Linked DNA regions of Homo sapiens: region 1 is linked to region 2. Evidence: chromatin loops called from intact Hi-C (ENCODE). Cell type or tissue: ovary. All regions are shown on one strand. Links, peaks and the distances in the headings refer to the core of each region. The heading gives the core; the rest is flanking DNA. Region 1 has its middle 570 kb from the start of HTR1A. Region 2 holds the start of HTR1A (5-hydroxytryptamine receptor 1A).

Region 1 (10,136 bases), core at 3,758-6,257, 560 kb after region 2:
GTTAGGTGTATTAAGTGCATTTTCAACTGACAGTATTTGAAACCTTCAATGGGCTTATTGAGTTTGTCAGGATGTAGCCCCTTTGTAAGTCAAGGGGCATCTGTACATGATACGGTTTTTTTTTTTTTTTAATGGGCCTAGTTTCTTATTATAGTATTGCAATCAACTTCAAAAGACATCAAATGTTTTACAGGAATTGCATTTCTTGATCCAAGAAATTTATCCTGTTGCTCATTACATAAGTTCTGTGCTACACATTGCTCAGACAGCTTATACTCTTTACCCCATTCCTAAGATCAGTAATTACGCCCACCTAGTTGATTAGTGAAGAAGGAAAGGAGAGGATGGAAGGAAGAACAATTTGCAGAGGAGTCAGCAAGAGGTCTTGGTAATGGAAGCTAATGAACTGGAAAACTTTATTTGAAATTGTCATCCTCAATAGCACACCTTCCAACCCAGCATCATCACCATAGATATTGGGGTTGGAGTTTGATAATTAGTCACAGTCTTTTTTCTACCCCATGATTTGACATAGGCCAATGGAAAAGTAGACATTTGTAACAGACATATGGAAACCAAATATCAGCATTACCACTTATAAGGCTAAATTAGAAATTAGACTACAGACCATATACTTTCTTCCAAGTCTAGCTATTGGAATTATCTGTTGGATGGCAAATGTGGGTCTACAGAGTTGAAGCAAGAAACTAGAAATGTTCATCCAGTTATGATCCAGTGGTAGAGAGAAGAAGATAATGGGGGAGGGGGAAGGTAGAAAGGGGAAGAGAGAGAAAGACACCTCCATTCCAGGACATAAAAGCAAGACAACCCAAAGTAAAACTGTAAATAGATAACATCTGTCTTAGAATAACCTCACTTAAAAAATATTTTAAATTATTCTATATACGTTAATCCAGAATTGTGCTTGGCTTTGAAATACAATCGTAAACAAGAAATAGTTCTTGTAGTATGGAAAAAATTCCATAGTCTAGAAGAAGAGCTATAAATAGACAAGGTCAAGATATACTTATCTGAAATGACTATATAAATTATGTCATTATGACATAATAACATGCATAATAATGTAGCATGAAAGTAAATATATTAAATGTTGAAATAAACATAATTATGTTCTTTAATAAATATGTACTTACATATACTGGTATATGTAGTTCAAAATAGGTCTCAAAAGTATTGAATTTAAAAAACAATAATATGATTTTTAGTTGGCCAGATGTGTTTTGTTGTACTTCTTTATTTTTTATTTATTTATTTATTTATTTATTTATTGAGATGAAGTCTTGCTCTATCGCCCAGACCACTCTCTAGGAGAGCCCTGACTGGGAAAGAAGTTAAATCTGCATGTGTCAGTCAAGTAAGAGGAGGCCATAAAACAAAAACACATGACATAACAGAAAGTATATTATTCTCAGATCCATGAGAGTAGAGAGATGCCTCTGGGAGCCAATGAGAGGTCACAGGGCAATGTGTTCAAACAGCAGGTGGGGAGCAAGAGAGACAGAGAGAGATAGACCTATAGCCTGAGGCTTTACTGGGATCCAGGACATTACCCCAGCAAGTTTCCCACATGGAGTTCTAATTGGTGGATGCAGAGCAAGCGGGTGTGAGTCACATGTGGTGACTGGGACAGGGAATGCTCCCTGTAGCATACCTGCATACTGAGTGGAGAGTGGAGTCAGTGAGGTGAGTCAAGGAGGTTATCTCTGCATATCCCATGGGGAGTTGGACACTAGGAGGTGGTTACTTAAGGCAGATATCTGGATGGACCACACTTAGAATCAGAAAGAGCTAGAGAAATGAAAACTGTGTCAAGAGTTACTAAGCCCTTCTTCTGGTATGCGAAGTTAAACCTAGGTTCAGAATAGATGCTGAGACACCATAAAACTATAAGAATTGACAACATCTGCATTCTATGGAGGAGGAGACTGGCTTCTTTCTTTGAAGTAGATTCTTCCTTTATTCTGATAGGGGAAATTTTGTTGATCTCTTTTACCCATTAAAGAGAGGTAAAAAAAAAAAATGGCAGTTTACAAGCTAAATCAAAATGTCAATATTCTGTTCACAACAGTGTGAAGACTGTTGTCTCTGAACATGTAATCCAGGTATTCACAGTTCCCAGCACTCCATATTGTCATACACTTGTTGCTTGACATATCATTTTGTTTATCTATCTCAGCAGACAATTGAGCTTTGCCTATGTTACTGTTAATGCCTCTCTCCAGTCTTGGGGAGGCCCTGAGAAAGTGACAGAATCCAAGTACAGGCCCTTCAGTCTTCGAGTATGTGCTCTATTTAGTAATAAAAATGAATATATAGTTAGAACAAATCTTCCCCTACTAGTTTAATTTTTTGTTCCTAAATCTAGATTTCTATCATTTTTCTTAGGTTATTGAGTATTCATAGGTCTAAACAGTTGTTTACATTCAAACCCTGTCTTTTCAATTGTGAGTTTGAGGAGGCTTCTATCAGAGAGAGACCCAGTCTACCCATTTTACTTTCATTTTTTTTTTGTTATTTATCTTCAGAAATTTCTCTTTTTAAAAGGAAAATCTCCTTCCCCACTGTCCGTATCCCTTTTTTTAAAGCCTATTTTTCCTTCAGTGGCAAAATCTAGTCCTAAAATGTTGTTTAAACTTAAGCATATGAATTGTTATCATCATTTTTTTTTTTGGCAACAAACATATAAGTTTAAACTCCCATCCTGAACCATAAGTCACTGGTAACTAAAGCTAATAAAGCCACAGTCTAAATTATAAATCTGGGAAATATTGATACCTACCTACATTTTACATAATTTTCTCCTGGCAAATCTCCATCTAAAGTAGCATGGGGGTCACTACTTGTCACTTGTATAGTTGGGTTATTTACTTTCTAAGTGGCTTAGAGACCACAAATGTAAAATATCCCATGGAATGAATTGTGTTTCACAAGAGAGGCTGCCATTTTTGAGTTCCTCTGACTTTTGATTATGGATTGCATGTCCTCAGGCTGTGAGCTGAAAAAACAGACTTCAGTGATGTGATAAAATGAGACCAATGATCATTCCAGCTAAAAGAATAAAACTCTAAATCAGCAGCAGCCAAGCTGGGTGTTTTTAGTAGAAAGACCCCTCTGCTATCATTAATTTATTAAGATGTCTAACACAATCAGGCCCCCAAAAAATTATTTTCCCCATTAAACTGCAAACTACAAAGTCCATCCTCTACTTCTTTCCCTTGTGTGGAGATTGAGTATGTCCTCAACAAAGGTTACCCAAGTAAGTACATTAAAAAGAGAAAAATGGGAGAAATAAAATCTGTGTGGTATATAGTAATTTTTCTCCTTTCTTATCTTTCATCTTTGTAACTTTGTGAATCTTTCTATAGTAGAGATTTTTTAAGTAAAGCAACAATTTTATATGTTAAGTAAACATTTTAGTTGCTAAATATAATTTAGTTATTTGTTGGTTTAATAATCAATAGAAGTACTTACTATGAGTCAGGGATATCAGGGAATAAAATAAATAAAAATTACTATCCTTGTGAAGTTTAAATTCCAGAGGAAGGAATAATAAACAACAAACATAATATATAAAACGTTTTTATTGTTTATTAAAATATATTAAGTATGCTGAAAAAAACAGTGATGAAGGAAACTAGCTTGAAATTTTAAATATGGTGTCCATGGAAGGCTTTGTGGAAAACAGGCTATAGGCACAAAAACTTAAGGAGATTGAGCAAGTTAGCAAAGTGGACATTTGAAGGAAGTTACTCCAAGCAAAGGTAACAGCTACTACAAATACGAGGATGCCTGATATCAGTGGAGTAGTAGGGAGAATAGGTCTTAGCATCCTCATTTTTGGCTGTCTTACTGAACATTAGCAAGTACACCAAGAATGTGAAGCGAGTAAGTGATGTAACCAGAACTCACAGTTGGGCTGCCATGTTCCGTTCTTCTTTTGCTCTTTTTGTTAATTAGACAATGCCCTAATAGATTCCTTTGGCTCACCTATATTCTACCTTCCTGAATGAAGAAAAGACAAAGCAAACAAAATCACATCAATTTATTTATCTCTATTAGCAATTCAGGAGAGAAAATTGGGAGCAGAAGAAATAGTTACAGAAATTGTGATACAGATACAACTGTAGAGCTCAGGAGGTTGGTTCAATCTTCCAAGTCTAATTGGAGACAACCCTTCTAATCCAAATCTGACACCGGAGCCAGGTACTATATTTGCTGTATCCCACTAGATGACACCATTACAATGTCAGTTTCTCACCAGAAAAATATTATCTATCCTGGTACTAAAGATTACATAAAGACTTGGAGGTAATAATTTACCATTGAAGGCATGTTACTTGGTCAGCACTGTGCTGTGTTCAAGGACAAAAGTGAACATTAGTGATTATTAAAAGATTGAGGCTCACAAGTATGTATAAACTCCAACTTCAGCATAGAAGTCCTACCACATGATTGGGAGTGTTATTACAGTGAGGCCAGTGGAGAAAGGTCCTCTCTGACCAGGTCAAAATTTGTTAAAAACCCAAAGAGTACTGACTTACATTCTTAGTTTATGGAACAACTTTTAATGTTAGACAAGAAGAGGGTCTTCAATGACATATTTCATCTAGTACCCGCTCTTTCCTTTGAACTTAACAAAAAAATTCCTTCAAAGTCTGTGCCAGAACACTATATGGGTGGCATTGAACTCCAAACTACTTCTCTAACAACATTCAACCTCCCCTCTAACCCCCAAGATGAAGCAGACATCCTCTCTTTATATGGTAAACCTTATCTGATACATACCCAATTAGGCTAATAAGTAGACTGTCTCTGTGCTCAGTCCTGAAGATCAGCTTTACCTCTAAACTATCTGAGCATTATTCTTCCCTTAACCATGTATAAATACAACTGCTAGTATCTATGTAAGTCCATCCGAATTTTCAGTGATTCATTCCCACTCTTATACCCTAGGTATCAATATTAAGTAATGTTTTGCTAGAAAGAATTTATAGTTGGATGCACATTGAAACCACATGCTAATGTAACCCTCTTAAGAGTGAAACATTTTACCTTCTTTTTATCCTCCTTTTTCCTCTTTGCTGATGGAAGAACAGAGAAAAGCTTAAAAGGAAAACCTTTTAAGCTTCTTCTCAGTTGTCTTTTATCTGCATCTCTTTTCATTGGCTATCTTTCTTTCCTCTAGCTTGAGATTATTACATTTTTAAGAGAGAGAGTGTGTATTTGGAACTGGTTCCATGCAATTTACCATTAGAGTTGGAGTTTATGAGAAAGAAAATAGAGTGAAGGGAAATATTCTTTTTTTAGAATTTCCATCTGATACAGGAAAAAATGAAGAACAAATTCTATTTCTCCATGTTTGTAAATATGAAGAAATATTTCTGAAATTACTCTGTGATATTTCTTTGGGAACGGGAATTTTACTTTTATATACTCAATATAATCACCAATATTTCTTCAAAGTATCATATCATATATGCAGGAGTCTGAAAATTCTCAGTCCACCTACCACCTTCACATTGTTTTCAAAGCGGTTTTTAGATTGCTTTTAAACAATACAGTTCTTAATGTTCATAGCCACCTTTTCCAAATGCATTCAGAAACCGAGTTCAGGAACACTTAATTATGCCATTGGAAGTTTTATCTTGGCCAAACGTTAGTATGCAAATTTGAAAGGATACCCCCCCTCAGCAGAGAGTTTAATTTTGAAGCTGTGAAGTAATATTCTAACTTCTGTTTTATTCCTGTTGTGTTCCCAAATCACTATGACTACAGAAATGTGTGAATCTTAGTTCTAATAAATTCAGAGAATAGATATTTGAGCCTTTAAGTCCTTGGGGAACAATAGTGAATGCATTAACTGCTGCTACAACAAGTAATTATATCCACACAATTCCATTTCTTTTGGTCTGGCATCAAAAGCTGCTGAGAGGCAAATGTCAATAGAGGAAAACTGCTTTCTGGAGTGGTAGATCTATTATTTACACGGTGATGGTTAGTCAGTGTCAAAAAGAGTTCTTGCAAACTAACAAATGCTTTAACTGAAAGAGACTGTTGTGCCTGTTTAATAACTTGATATTAATGACATTGAATCCTCTTGAGTTTTTGTTTTTAAAAGTAGACAATGATAGATTTTGAAAGATATCAAGAATAGAGCAAAATCCTGAGTAATGAGAAGGACAATCTGACTTTTCCATCAACACATTAAAACTATATCATGTGAATTTACAAAGCAAATTATCCACCTCTTGGTTTCTTAGTGTTGTTACTTAAATACTGGTAAGGCAGAGACCAGGATGACTTTCAGAATCTTATGCAATGTTAGTGGGCTCATGTTCTACGGATGTTGCTATCATAGAAATAGTTTATATTTAACTTAACCTTAAAGCAACATGTGTATTTTGTTATCATGATTTCTGCTGTTTTGGATTTTGCATTTGCTGTTCCCTCTGCCTGGAACACAAGTCTCTCAGGCCTTTGCATGGATGGCTCCTTCTCAACATTCAAATCTTTGCTTGAATGATACTTTTTTAGAGAAGCACACCTCACCCCAACATAAGGTATACATTCCACTAACTTGCTTTACTTTATGCTTTATATCTGTCTGTATTTAAATTATCAGTGATATTCGGTTACCCGATTATTGCTTATTTTCTCCCATTATTTCCCCTATTATCAGTTTTATTCACTGTTATATCCCTACAACTCATTCAGTGATTGCTCAACAGTGGTGTTGAATGAAAGGAAAAACAAAAGAAACCAAACATGCCAATATGTGTTCAAATCCAGTGATCTTTGGGATACAGTTGTTTAACACTTAGCTTACAGAAAATGGCACAGGAAGAATATGTTCAAAAGCTTTCTGTTTTATGTGAGACACTGACTCTTTAAAGTGGCTCATAATGATTCTCCCAAATATAACATTTTAGAATGAATTATCTATCTTATATAAGTTTCCGTTTGTTCAGAAATGGCCAAATTACCAAGTGACTTTGCAACTATTGACTGGTTTTTGGTTAGGATGTTTTTAAAGAACCCCTCGAGGCTCAGCATATAAATGAGAGCCTTTTTTGACTTGTGCATAAATTCAGGCTTGAGCTGGAGAAACTCAGGTCTGAAGGACTGTATGTGGAAAACAATGACCACAGAAATTACAGGTTTGTCTGAAACCCTCTGAAGCTGAAAGTTTTAAACAGATAATAAAATATTTAAAAAGAAAATAAAGCCTTTCTAAAAGAACTATTATTGGGCAGCTCTTTCATCTGGGAGATGAGAGTTTTCTCATTTATGAGCAGTTTATACTTTTGTGGTTTTGTGTTGTTTTTTTTTTTTTCATTGAAGTCAGTGACTTGAGAAGTTACAAGGGAATTGTCCCTCTTTTCTGACAAATAGGAAGGCCTGAACGAAGGTAGAAATGTCAGAATTGTCATCCCAGAATTCTTAATTATTCATTAATCTTCTTGGATTCTATATTACTAAACAAGTATGTGTACAAACAGAATTACACCCATAACTTTAGCCCCTTACTTGGACAATCTGGGAACTCATTAAGGAAGCACAGCCAAATTGAATTATTTCTTCCTCAAAGACAATGCAGTAGTTATGCTGAAGACATGCTGACTTTCTGTAGTGCAGGATTAGTGACAGTGCCAATGTAACACATTAATCATCAACTTATGGCACCAATTCCAGGTACTTCTAGCATTTGTTACTATACTGTTTTTTGAGCAACTTCCAAAGAATATTATAATCACAAAATGAATACCATGTTTCAGATTGCTCTCATGAATAAAACTGGTTCTTTCCTAAGCTAAATGCACTCCTGAGATAGATAGGTACATCCAAAGCCACAGTGATCTTTTCCTGGATCCTCCATCTTTTCCATGCTTGAAACTGCCATTTGATATTTCAAGATAATTCATTTGGCAAGAAGCTGATAAAGGATTAAAATGGATAAAGCAGGAGGCTTTTGGCCTCTAAAAAGTAAAAGCAGGATTCTCAGTTCTCGCCTGGCATTTTCAGCAATGCTAGGAATAACTGGCAACAATGCAACACAGTACCTTATTACATTATTGCTATTATTCTTTTAGCTTTGTAAAAAGGTAATCATTTTGGTTGCTGCAATTACAGAGAACATTCTTATTTCACTGCGTCGTGTTGAACTGAGATTTCTGCTCCATTGCGAGCTGATAGGAGTGTGGTATTTACATTTTCTTCTTTAAATAATAGTGCAAAGAAGTTAGTTATCAGACTGTGACTGATACTTCACAGTACAGGGCATAGGTGATTATTTTGGGGTCTATGATTGGAATTCCAAACAGTAGGATCCATGCACAGGACATGGCACCTACCAAATCACTTGTCTGTTTGCCCTAAATTACTAGAATTGTATCATCTTTATAAGTGTTTTTGCCTTAGTACACATTATCTACATTTTTGGCATATTGAATTGAAAGCATTTCCATTTTAGTTTGTGATTATAAGATGAACTCTTGAAAAATGTACCCAGGGATTATATAATATTAATATAATTCTCTTTTAGTGTAAGAACTGACATGCATTCATTTTAATAATAGTAGCAATACTTCAAGAAACTTTCATACAAGGAAAAGAGATTCGCTTTAAAAACTCATCAAAGTAAGACAAATTCATGTCAAGTGAGTGTTTTTTCCCAATTATAATTGATTTTTATTAAAAAGTAATTATTTTTCCCTGATATTTTAAATGTTTTATTTTTCAGTAGAATAAGCTAACTTTACATATAATAAGAACAAATTAAATTTTTAAGTTTTAGACGCATATTTGGGAAAACCTCAGCAAACTCTGAATCTAGATTGGTGATTGCTTACAGTAGATATATCCCATAATTATAGTGAAGTTTTTCCATTGCTAAGGCTGATAAAATATATTAAACTACTAAAATCCTGACTGAATGCAAGAATCAGCTGATTCTAAACTTCCACTCTGCTTTCTAGTTTCTCTAGGGGATAATAGCAACTAGGAGATGATAGACTTTGTGTGCAGCAGTGCCAATGCAAACCTTTCTAATTCTGGCTCAACTCTCTTGCAGAAACCAGGGAACAGCAAATGGTTTTCAATAACGATAGCTAGGGAAGGGACAAAGAAAAAACAAACACACTTCTTTTATTTTTTAAACTAGTTAATAGGAAAAAAAGAAAGTGGACAAAGAATCAAACAATAATTAAAAATACAACACGAGTTGCAGTCAATTCTTCTCCTCCAAGATGATCAGATAAAATGAAATTGAGTCAAAAGAGGAAATTCTACCAAATACACTTGGAACTACAAATGACCTTAGAAGATAACACTTAAATCCCTGCACGTGTTGTGGCCTCTCCACTGAGTTACAGATTGTTGATCCTGGAACAGCAAGTTAATAGACTGTGAAAGGAAAGAATAACCATGAAATGAGATGGCTAATACATCAGCAACCATTGGGATCAAAACAAGGAATAACTATTACTTCTTACTTTCTAGGATGCTATAATCTTCTAAATTTCAAAACAGAATACATTTACTGTGGCAGTCAAGATGGAAAAAGATACACGTCTAAGAGCAATTTTTATGACACCCTTCATTTAAATAGAGATTTGGGGAGAACAGAAACAAATACTAGAGGTGAAGAGTATTTTGGCTTCTGTTTTCTAATGTGTTGGGAACAACTTTATTCCCCTTTGAAGTACTAATAAATCTTGCCATTCTAAATACAGTGAAATTCAGTTTAGGGAAAAAAAATTTGTCAGAATTTGATGATAAATCTTTGACAGCAAGAGTTGTTTAAAACCAAATAAACCTGATGACTTACATGAATTTTATTTGAGATACATGGCTGTTAGGAAAAAGGCAGAGGATTATCCCCCAATTTGTCCTTTATTCAGCTATCAAGCAATCTACAGACTCTGCTTTTTATAATAGGAAGAACTGTGACCAGTCTATTCCAGGATTTCTCCCAACTCTATTTGGAGAAATAGCTTGGGTCCTGGCCTGAGGCTCTCAGAGCTTGAAGTGTTTATGAGTAGTACGGTGATTAAAAATGCTAGGTAGGTCTTTTGTTATAGCAATTCTGAATGCTAGGAAATAATGGTACAATATCT
Region 2 (10,136 bases), core at 4,277-6,776:
TGGTATTCTGTATCTTTAAGAGTTAAACATAGAAGAATTGGCTAAGTGAAAATGAAGAAACGCAATATCATTCTGCATATATCATTTATTATATATCACAGTATTATTAGTTTTAAAAAGTTAAACATAAATATCTATTAGTCACTTGCAGACTATGGAACCATAGTCAGTGCTGCATACTTTCATACTTCTGTTTCCCTCCTAGTATTCATAAGTGTGCCTTTAAAAACTTTTAAATTGTAAGAAATAAAATGTTTGATATATTATGTATATTATTACTAAGAAAAAACTTGAATTACTTTGGATTTTTAAAAACTTTGATAAATTCTACATCATAGCATATTGAAGCAGAATAACAAATGCTATACCTCAGGAATATTAATTCCAGATTTTACAGCATTTTAACTTTCTTGATGAGAAAAAATAAATTTGTCAGTTATTAAACTATTTGGGATCCAACAGATGAAAGCAGAATTCTAACTAACATATTTATTGATTTATTTGTGATTTACATATTTACATGTGTTGTTTGACACAATTCTTAATTATGTTCTTGATATGCATATATTTGCTTCTTAAATTTTAAGTTTCCTTTATTTTACTTTGTTTATAGTCTCAACTATAATTTCAAAGTTTAATTTTAGATAATTCAGCTTTTAAATATTTTCCCATTATAATTTTTGGACCTCTAACTCTATTTTAACTGTAAATATAGTTCTGTATTTGTGAAGAGACTTTAGAAGTGGAAATAGATACCTTCACAAATCTTAAAAAGACTTCTTCAGAGTCTGTAAACAGCATTACCATGTATACTTATCTCTTTCTTTTCAATGCCATGAATCATCACAAATGGCAGGCTCATTGTGGTGGCATGCTGAAATGATTGAGTGGGAACTGTGCCCAGCACTGAACTATAAAAAAAAAAAACAAACAAAACCTTATCCAAACACACTGTCCTGTATTGTAATGCATTGGCCCAACTGGATTCTTTTTGATGCTTTGGTGATTGCTCTTTTGTTTGGGCTTGGAGAATTCAGAGCTATGAAATTCAGAGCTCAGATTTGAACACAATATTAAGATTATTGCAATCTGTAGTGAATCTGTTCATGTTATCCAGTGTCAACTGCTTTTGAGATTGCATTCCTTTCACCTCAGGCATGCAATCAGGATGTATAAGTGAAATGTTGTGTGGTATGTTTACTGTAGTTGCTTAGAAGTCCCATTCTTTACCAATGCTCAAATGTGATTAAATTTGTTTTTCTTGTTAAAGGAAACAGCTTAGAACAAACCCTTGTAAGTATCTTTATTTTCAGTGATTTAACATTTCCAAATGTTAAATCATTTGGAAAATGCAATACTATTCGTTTCTCCAACAAAAGGTAAATTTATGTCAGTTCCAAAGTTCAGGTTATGACAGCACAAAACCAACACAGGTGAAAGTGTTAGCCTAGCTTTATTAAAATGGCATTCCCAGTTAGAACTTGTGAATGACAGATACTTCAGGCTTTCGAAGGAAGCTAAAACATATAATAGGCCTGATATATAAGGTTCAGAGCAAAAGAGGGCACTAAAATAAATTTTTAAAGAAAATAGGAAGGAGACAAAACTCAATACTACCTTGTCTTTTAATAACTGTCTTCCTCTTTCTAAAAGTTGTTGTATTTCCTCAATACTTGCTTCATTTCTGCATAAGGGTTTCCAGATGGCACTCTAAAACATTTGCCAGAAGGTGGCGACATAAAACCTCATTGCTTAGAACTGTCCCAGGTGCTGAACCCAGTTTCTGAGATTAAGAGAGGCTAGCCGGCTAGCGAACCGGGATTCCACCAAGTTTCCCCCAGAGGTTTGCAGGCTCTGGTAAGAAGTGCAAAAGGCCATGTGAAATGCCAGGCTTCACTTAGAACACATATGCAAAATATTTCCATCCCTGAATTTACTAGCCACAAAGCTATGGGAAGTGGCAGTGTCACTGAAATTACAAGTGTAGTAGTGATGGAAAAGTGTGTGTGTGTTTAGAATATATATCACACTGAGTTTTGTTCTTCATTTCGAGATGCAGTTGTTTACCTCTCCTTGTCCTTTGACACGTCCTTTATAATTTCGTTCTCTCCCGGTTCCCCAACGTTAAAAAAAAAGTCACAGGCAATATTCTCCCTGAGGGAGTAAGGCTGGACTGTTAGATGATAACGGAGGTACCGTTTTGTTGTTGTTGTCGTCGTTGTTCGTTTGTTTTTGGAGACGGAGTCTCGCTCTGTCGCCCAGGCTGGAGTGCAATGGCGCGAGAACGGAGGTAGCTTTTTAAAAAGGAAGACACACTCGGTCTTCTTCCATCAATTAGCAATAATTGGGAGACTGACCCAGGACTGTTCACCTTCCCATTCAGGCTCCCTATGCTTCCTTTTCTCATCTCCTATTGCCACTCTGGGATGCTGACACGATTTAAGAATTTGGCAGATAATATGAGGCAAGGAGTAGTTGGAATTCCCTCCCCCAAGTTTTTCCAACCCCAGTTTTGCTGGGTTGGAGGCGGAGTTTATTTGTTACAACCTTGGTCTGACCGGCAGGGATCTGGTGTGTGTAAGTGAGTTCTGAGTCTCTGTTGACAAAAAGAGACTCGAATGCAAAGACGCTGAGCTAGAGGGAGAGGAGGGCGGGGACCCAGAGGAAAGAGGCACTCCTCGGGGTTGGGGAAGTATTAGGAGGGGAGGGTTAGAGTGGGAGGGAAGGAGCCTGGCTTTCGAAGCGACTCACAGAGGGATAAATAAAGGGAAGTGAGGAGGAAGAGGGAGACTGAAAGGGAAGGCAGGTGGGGAGAAGGGGGACGAAAGAGGCAGAAGAGAGAGAAGAGAGGAGGAGAGAGGGGGAGAGAGGGAAGGAAGGAAATAGGGAGAGGAGGGTCACAGAGTGACCGTGGAGGATGGGGCTTCTCGGTTCTAGATATTTCTGGGATTGGAGACTGTTTGCTAGTGGGGAGACTCCAGCTCCGGCAGCCAGTTCGGGAGCGGCAAAGTAAAATGGACAGCGACAGACAGACGTTCCAGCCACCTCTCCGCCGCCGGGAGATCCTGGAGCTGCTTTCAGGCCAACTCCAGTTTCCCAGCTGGAGCTTCTGAACGCGCTGGACTGCGAGAGCCCAGGGAGCGCCTGAAAGCTGCTCCTCGGAGATACCCTTCGCCGAAGCAGTAAGAACTTCCTGCTTGGGTCTCTGCATTCCCTTCCTCCGAAACTTCCCAGGAGAAGGGCGGAAGACCCCAGGGGAAGGGGCGAGGCGAATCTTCGCGCTGCTTTTTCTTCCCTCCCCCTTCCCGCGCCGGGCGCGCAGGCATGGATGTGCTCAGCCCTGGTCAGGGCAACAACACCACATCACCACCGGCTCCCTTTGAGACCGGCGGCAACACTACTGGTATCTCCGACGTGACCGTCAGCTACCAAGTGATCACCTCTCTGCTGCTGGGCACGCTCATCTTCTGCGCGGTGCTGGGCAATGCGTGCGTGGTGGCTGCCATCGCCTTGGAGCGCTCCCTGCAGAACGTGGCCAATTATCTTATTGGCTCTTTGGCGGTCACCGACCTCATGGTGTCGGTGTTGGTGCTGCCCATGGCCGCGCTGTATCAGGTGCTCAACAAGTGGACACTGGGCCAGGTAACCTGCGACCTGTTCATCGCCCTCGACGTGCTGTGCTGCACCTCATCCATCTTGCACCTGTGCGCCATCGCGCTGGACAGGTACTGGGCCATCACGGACCCCATCGACTACGTGAACAAGAGGACGCCCCGGCGCGCCGCTGCGCTCATCTCGCTCACTTGGCTTATTGGCTTCCTCATCTCTATCCCGCCCATGCTGGGCTGGCGCACCCCGGAAGACCGCTCGGACCCCGACGCATGCACCATTAGCAAGGATCATGGCTACACTATCTATTCCACCTTTGGAGCTTTCTACATCCCGCTGCTGCTCATGCTGGTTCTCTATGGGCGCATATTCCGAGCTGCGCGCTTCCGCATCCGCAAGACGGTCAAAAAGGTGGAGAAGACCGGAGCGGACACCCGCCATGGAGCATCTCCCGCCCCGCAGCCCAAGAAGAGTGTGAATGGAGAGTCGGGGAGCAGGAACTGGAGGCTGGGCGTGGAGAGCAAGGCTGGGGGTGCTCTGTGCGCCAATGGCGCGGTGAGGCAAGGTGACGATGGCGCCGCCCTGGAGGTGATCGAGGTGCACCGAGTGGGCAACTCCAAAGAGCACTTGCCTCTGCCCAGCGAGGCTGGTCCTACCCCTTGTGCCCCCGCCTCTTTCGAGAGGAAAAATGAGCGCAACGCCGAGGCGAAGCGCAAGATGGCCCTGGCCCGAGAGAGGAAGACAGTGAAGACGCTGGGCATCATCATGGGCACCTTCATCCTCTGCTGGCTGCCCTTCTTCATCGTGGCTCTTGTTCTGCCCTTCTGCGAGAGCAGCTGCCACATGCCCACCCTGTTGGGCGCCATAATCAATTGGCTGGGCTACTCCAACTCTCTGCTTAACCCCGTCATTTACGCATACTTCAACAAGGACTTTCAAAACGCGTTTAAGAAGATCATTAAGTGTAAGTTCTGCCGCCAGTGATGACGGAGGAGTAGCCGGCCAGTCGAGGCTACAGGATCCGTCCCATTCACTATGCTTCCCCCAACCCTAGGGAATCAACACTTAAGATAATTCGCCACTTCTCCTCTTTCTCTCTGCTCCGCTCACGGCTTGCAGACCTGGTCCCCTCCCCACTTCCTGCTCCACGGCAGGGCCCTTTGTGCAAAGGAGACCCAGCGGAGGAGCGTTGAGAGCCCAGGAAATTCAGAGAGTTTGTGAGAAGCGACATTGGCTCAGACTTCGCCTGTATCATCAGTTTTGATCCCAGTAATTGCCTCTTCTCTCTTCTATCTCCTAAATCTTTGCGGTGGATGTTTAATGCTTAGTTCAAGGCAGAAAATCCAAAAAATAAATAAACTGTACACACAGCCGCCGCGCCCACTAAGGGGCTCCACCCCATCACCCAACTTCTAGAACTTGGACTTGAGGTTTGGGAATTTGCTCCATCTCTCCCGCCCTGTGGCCCTTGAAATATTCACCTTTTTCTCCCCATTTTTATCTTTTCTTTTTTTCATTGCTTCCCTCTCTGCCCTCGCCCATCCTTATGCACGAATCTGCTGGTCCGGAGAGGCGGAAGAGGCTGCTTTTCCCCGTGCCAGCGGTGCCCCCGGGATTCCCCGTCTTCTCGCAGACTTGAGATTAACTCTCTCGTGCAGTGCACAACCCCTATTTCCTTTGTTTCCTTGGACTCAAAGCAAGTGGCTAGAAGGTATCTTTTAGAGTGGACTTGTAAGTACAAGGCCGGGCCAGTGGGGGAGAGCAAGGAGGAGGAGGGTGTGCAGACCACTTTGTTTATGCTTGCCTTGGTGTCAGCACTCACCAAAGAAACTGACAATCATACAGTGGAGAGAGCGGACGCTGTTTGTACAGGTAGCTGGCGAGTGTGTACGACCTGACATCGCCACTTACTTACTGCGGGAGGCGCCAGCCGGCCGCTGTTTGCGCTCTGGGGAAGCTGAGAGGCCTGGAATCCGCGCGCCTCCCCAGCCATCTGTGCTCTCGCAGCGCGCTAGGCGCTCCCGGCTGCTGACTTACAGGATCTGGGTTCCTCCGCCTACGCTCTGGGGCGCCCTGAAGCGCGGGTAGACACCTGAGGTTTTTGCCTTAGCCAGTGGCGCAAGATGCCGCGGAACTCTTGGGATTGGAGAGACCAAGAAGGCTTTAAAGGGGCGACACGCAGGGGCGGCAAAGAGGAAAGGTTCCCCAGGGCGCGCGTGCCCAAGGCTCCAGCTGGCTCCCCCAGTAAAACCTGAAAGAGCAATTTTATCCTTACGATGTAGAATTTTTCCTCCTAATTCACGCTCTTGTCCTTTTTGGATCGGGGAATAATTCTGTTTAGCGTGTCCCAACACTCGCTGCATTTGCTTTACAGGACATCCAAGACACAAAGTTAGCAGAACTTTGTTTTCCAAATAGGAATTCTGGGCTTTCAATGGAATGCCCAGATAGTCCATAGGTTAGCACTATCTGTGACAACAGGCAGATAGTTTAAATAGCAGGGTCCTAAAGGACTAGTTAGGAGGTGGTCTTCCTGGGGAGGCTGAGTCTTTTATGGGATTAATTGCTCCCTAGCGTGACCATTCTGCTGTACCAAGGGTCTGCGGAAACCACCTTTTTGCCCTTTGAATTGTGCAGCATTCCAGGCTTTCTCTCCTTCAGTTATTCTTGAAGCCTTGCCACTCCTGCCGAGAAACTGGTTAAAATCTTTGCTGCCCCAGAAAGGGAAGTTATTTAGGTACTCTGGATGTAAATTTCCAACTACATGATGGAGATCTAGAGGTTTGTCATTGTTTGATCTAGCCTCCAATTTTCTTATGAATAATGGTCTTGTTTTCCAGAAAATTCACAAAGTAATTGATCCCTACTCTTTTCTCTCTTCAGCTGTACCTTTCGAATGTTTTCATTTGCTGTTTTGAGAACCGTATTACATTTACAGATTGCAAAAATTGCCAGTGAAAAGTTCATTTGTTTATAATTAAGAAAGTGAAAGGACAGCTCTGTCAGTTGAAGCCATTTTATTGTTTGTCAGACTGAACAAAGCTTTCCTTTGGTGTCTGCTTCTGTATTCTAAACTGGAAGTAGACATCATATCCCAGCTAAACAGGGAAAGTTTTAGAACTTTGGGAATAGTTTGTCTATGCATGTATAATGCTGAGAAGGGTCTGCAGTGAAGAAGATAAGATAGACTTCTCCAGCACAACTATTACTCATTTGATAATTCAGTTTCATTTTTGCTCACATAATCTAAGTAAAGCCATATCAGAAACCAAGTTTTTCTGTATGTTACACTAAATTTTAAGAACAAAGTCTATATTTAAAATAATCCAAACCCCAAATTTGCTCATCCAAATTATGTCTTGGCCAGCAAGTTTTACATTAGAAGTTTTGAGACTTCCATTTATTTGTGTCTTTTACAGAATTGTGTGACAATGACTTTTGGACATTTGTTCTTTCGGCTTTGGAATATTTACACAAGAATGGAGAAGGAACATCCAACTGGAGCATAATTGTCAAGGCAATAGAGAATTTAGAGAAATAAAATAGCTGCATATCTCAAAAGAGTGCCTGATGCTTTCTTTTTACTTTAAAGTATTTATACTAAGGTAAAGTGCTGATGCATCAAAATTGCCTTCACTTTTCCTCGTGACAATAAAAGACTTTAATAATGGTAATGCTAGAATTAACTGATGTCAGTAACACATGCATCTTTATTTCACTCAAAATCTCTACCTACTTGTATTTATTTGTATAATTTTAAAATTAAAGTTAAAAAATACAGTGATTAAAAGAAGATCCTTCTTTACAGGTCAGGGATCTGACTTAGGGAAATAAGTGTAGTTTTCAACAGTAAAACTCATTCTAGATAGGTGATTTCTTTCAAAAAAAATCTGCCTCTGGAAAAAGAAAGTCACATATCATTTAGGCATAAAACCATGCATTTTCTATGACTGGCACCTGCAGGTAACATATAGGTTTCTTTCTAACATGGACAGAATTGAAGATATATGGAGGAAAACTACAGTCTCTGGGGAAAGCAACAGGGGTCCAATCTGCCTTTTTAAAACAGTGGGTGGTGCTGAGATCCCTCCTCTGTCTACCCTGCAACATTCAGCTGGAGGAAAATAACCTCCCCTGTTTCAAAAGAAACAGTTGATTGTTTTGGGGTTCATCAATTAAAAGTAGAGGGGCATTTTATTTTCTGGCTGGGTCTTCTTCCATAGTAGGGTTTTGTATATATGACGTATTACTATGTTAAAATTAATTATTATGCTCTATTATTTCCCTACTTAAGTAGTCAAAAACACCTCTTGTTTCTGTTGTTATGTTTGTTCATTCTGCTGCTTTCTGGTGTCAGAATGATGGCTGCAGGGCAAAGTGAGCATGGGTAAACCTCCAGTAAACAAAGGTCATGGCCATTATTGCCAGAGCAGAGAGCACTCTGAAGCTCATGAAGCTTGGTTCAGGCGATGTATGTACATACACATATTATCCCAAGAGTGAAAAATAAAATCAGGGTGCTAGTGGTGGCTCTTACCTGTAACCCAACACTTTTTGAGGCCTAGGGGAAGCAGGAGGATCGCCAGGAGTTCAAGGTTACAGTGAGCTATGATCACGCCACTACACTCCAGCTTGGGTGACAGAGCAAGACTCTATCTCCAAAAAAGAAAAAAAGAGTAAAATTAGAGGAATTGATAGAATAAGAACTATCTGAAGTTTGTCATTTTCAACATGTTACCTAAATGTGTTCCTGATGTTGAGTAAAATGCTGAATTGGACACATTTTTCAGTTGAATTTTGGCTATTACTGTTCTCGACCCTTGCTCCTTCCTCTGGCATCTCTTCCTCTAGGGACAATGGCTTTCTGTTTTCTACAGGCCTTCCTGTGGCCTCTATCAACACCTCAACTAAGTGAAGGAATTGTTAGTTACTAGTCACTTCCAGTGTGACTAAGAAGCCCTACTAACCCATTTTCAGTGATCATGTGTCAGCTACTGCTTGATAATATTGAAATATAAAACTATAAATTAATATAAGATGCTGTTGTTACCTTAAAGTAGTTTTCAACCAATTTGAATATATAAAAATAAACTGATAAGGCCAAGTAACTACTCATGACAGGGTCAAAGTGTCATATAAACAGGATGAATCACAGGAGTTTGGCTCTATAAGAATTCAGAAGACAAAGATCACTGTGGGCTCATAGTGGGAAGGGAAGAGTGGGTAGAGAACACTGTATATTGCTGTATATTGTATGTAGGATTGAGCTCTGGGCCGACGGGAGGTAATATGAAAAGGCAGACATTCCTTATGAGGTGACAGGAAACACCCTGATCCCTTCTTCCTGGCAAGTGAGGGCCTAGTATGAAATTTCTATCTGATTGCTGGATGTTGATTAATTGCCTGGGTTGATTATGCAAATGTTGATCCTTGAGAAAGATGCAGACTCAAAACCTCCCATGTGTTGTATTAACCCGAAAGGGTCTTGGAAGAGAGAGGAAAAGATGGGTCTAAAGCCAAAGGAATGGCTAGATGAGAGGAAGAAAGTTTTGAGCAGAGTAAGGAGGAGAGCATCAGAATGAGGAGAGAATCATTAACCATTAAAGAGTTGCAACAGGGTGGCCAGGGGTAGGTACAAGGCAAAAAATTCAAACTTATATAATGTTTATAATTTTGCCACCTGGTTTTTACACATAATGTGCCACTTAAATTTGAAGTAGCAGATCTGGTTAGAAATACCAATTAGAACATTTTAGCTAAAGCAGAAGGTTCACAGAGTAGTGTTAAGTACAGAAAAAGGTGCTAGAGATTGTATATGGAGGTACTTATGCCAGGTTAAAAAGCTGAAACTGTGGTTTTAGCCAGTGGAGACCACTAATAACGAAAGCAGATGTGTTCTCTTTGGAGGTGATTTCAATGAGGCAGGTGTAGAGCAATAAAGGCCTGAATATGGGAAGCTGGCAGAAGGAATGGAAAACAAGTAAGATGATGAAAAATGCATCAAAGAAGGAACTGGCAGGACTTGGTGTCTGGATGTGAAGAGAGAGGGAGTAGAAGATGCTGATGAGGTTTTGAGCCAGGGAGATTTGGGCGAATGACAGAAAGGGAAAGTCAGGGATTGTTTTTCCTGTGGGTCTTTCCTTTTGCAGCTTCATCGGTAAACATGAAAAGGCTTTGTCTTCTGCTAAAAGAATTCCAAATCCAGATGGCAGGGGCCTGCTGAAAAGGTATAAATACATATCACAGCATTAGAACAATCTGCCATTTGGATGAGTATATGAGGAATGCTACTACATAATGATTGGATCAATTCCCTGATTAATATTAATTTCTTTTTTAGTAGGGGATGTTAATGTTTTTTGAAGAGGGCACAATTCCAAGAGAGAACAGCCTTTCAGGAAGAGCAACCCAAAAATACCATGTTAAGTAGTGTATTAAGAATGGTACATGAAGCCTAAAGGTTGTGTCTGTCTAGTTAAGTAAGTGGAGAGCAGAGGAAATCAGTTTTGCTGTTTGAGTTCGCTTAT

What was found. Hi-C counts contacts between places; a loop is a spot of excess contacts. Peaks named below come from ENCODE experiments on the same cell type or tissue, not always from the same donor. Only the 100,000 strongest peaks of a DNase experiment are listed, where the experiment ranks them.
Region 1: a loop joins it to region 2, with 2.7 times the contacts of the local background. A loop is called at or near these places in 60 of 110 quality-filtered maps.

Annotation. Positions count from the first base shown.
Region 1 is chr5:63,390,045-63,400,180 of GRCh38, reverse strand. No RefSeq gene overlaps it. Among named protein-coding and RNA genes, the nearest start is that of HTR1A, 570 kb to the left of the region's middle. In ovary, for the core only: no CTCF peak of the experiment used is centred there; no DNase peak of the experiment used is centred there.
Region 2 is chr5:63,954,908-63,965,043 of GRCh38, reverse strand. It overlaps HTR1A (5-hydroxytryptamine receptor 1A), which reads left to right and starts at 2,599. Exons shown (of 1, transcript NM_000524.4): 1 at 2,599-7,170. The coding sequence starts at 3,325. The coding sequence ends at 4,593. RefSeq lists an enhancer at 2,885-3,862 and a silencer at 4,501-4,722. In ovary, for the core only: no CTCF peak of the experiment used is centred there; a DNase peak (open chromatin) is centred at 5,623; H3K4me3 peaks cover 963 bases.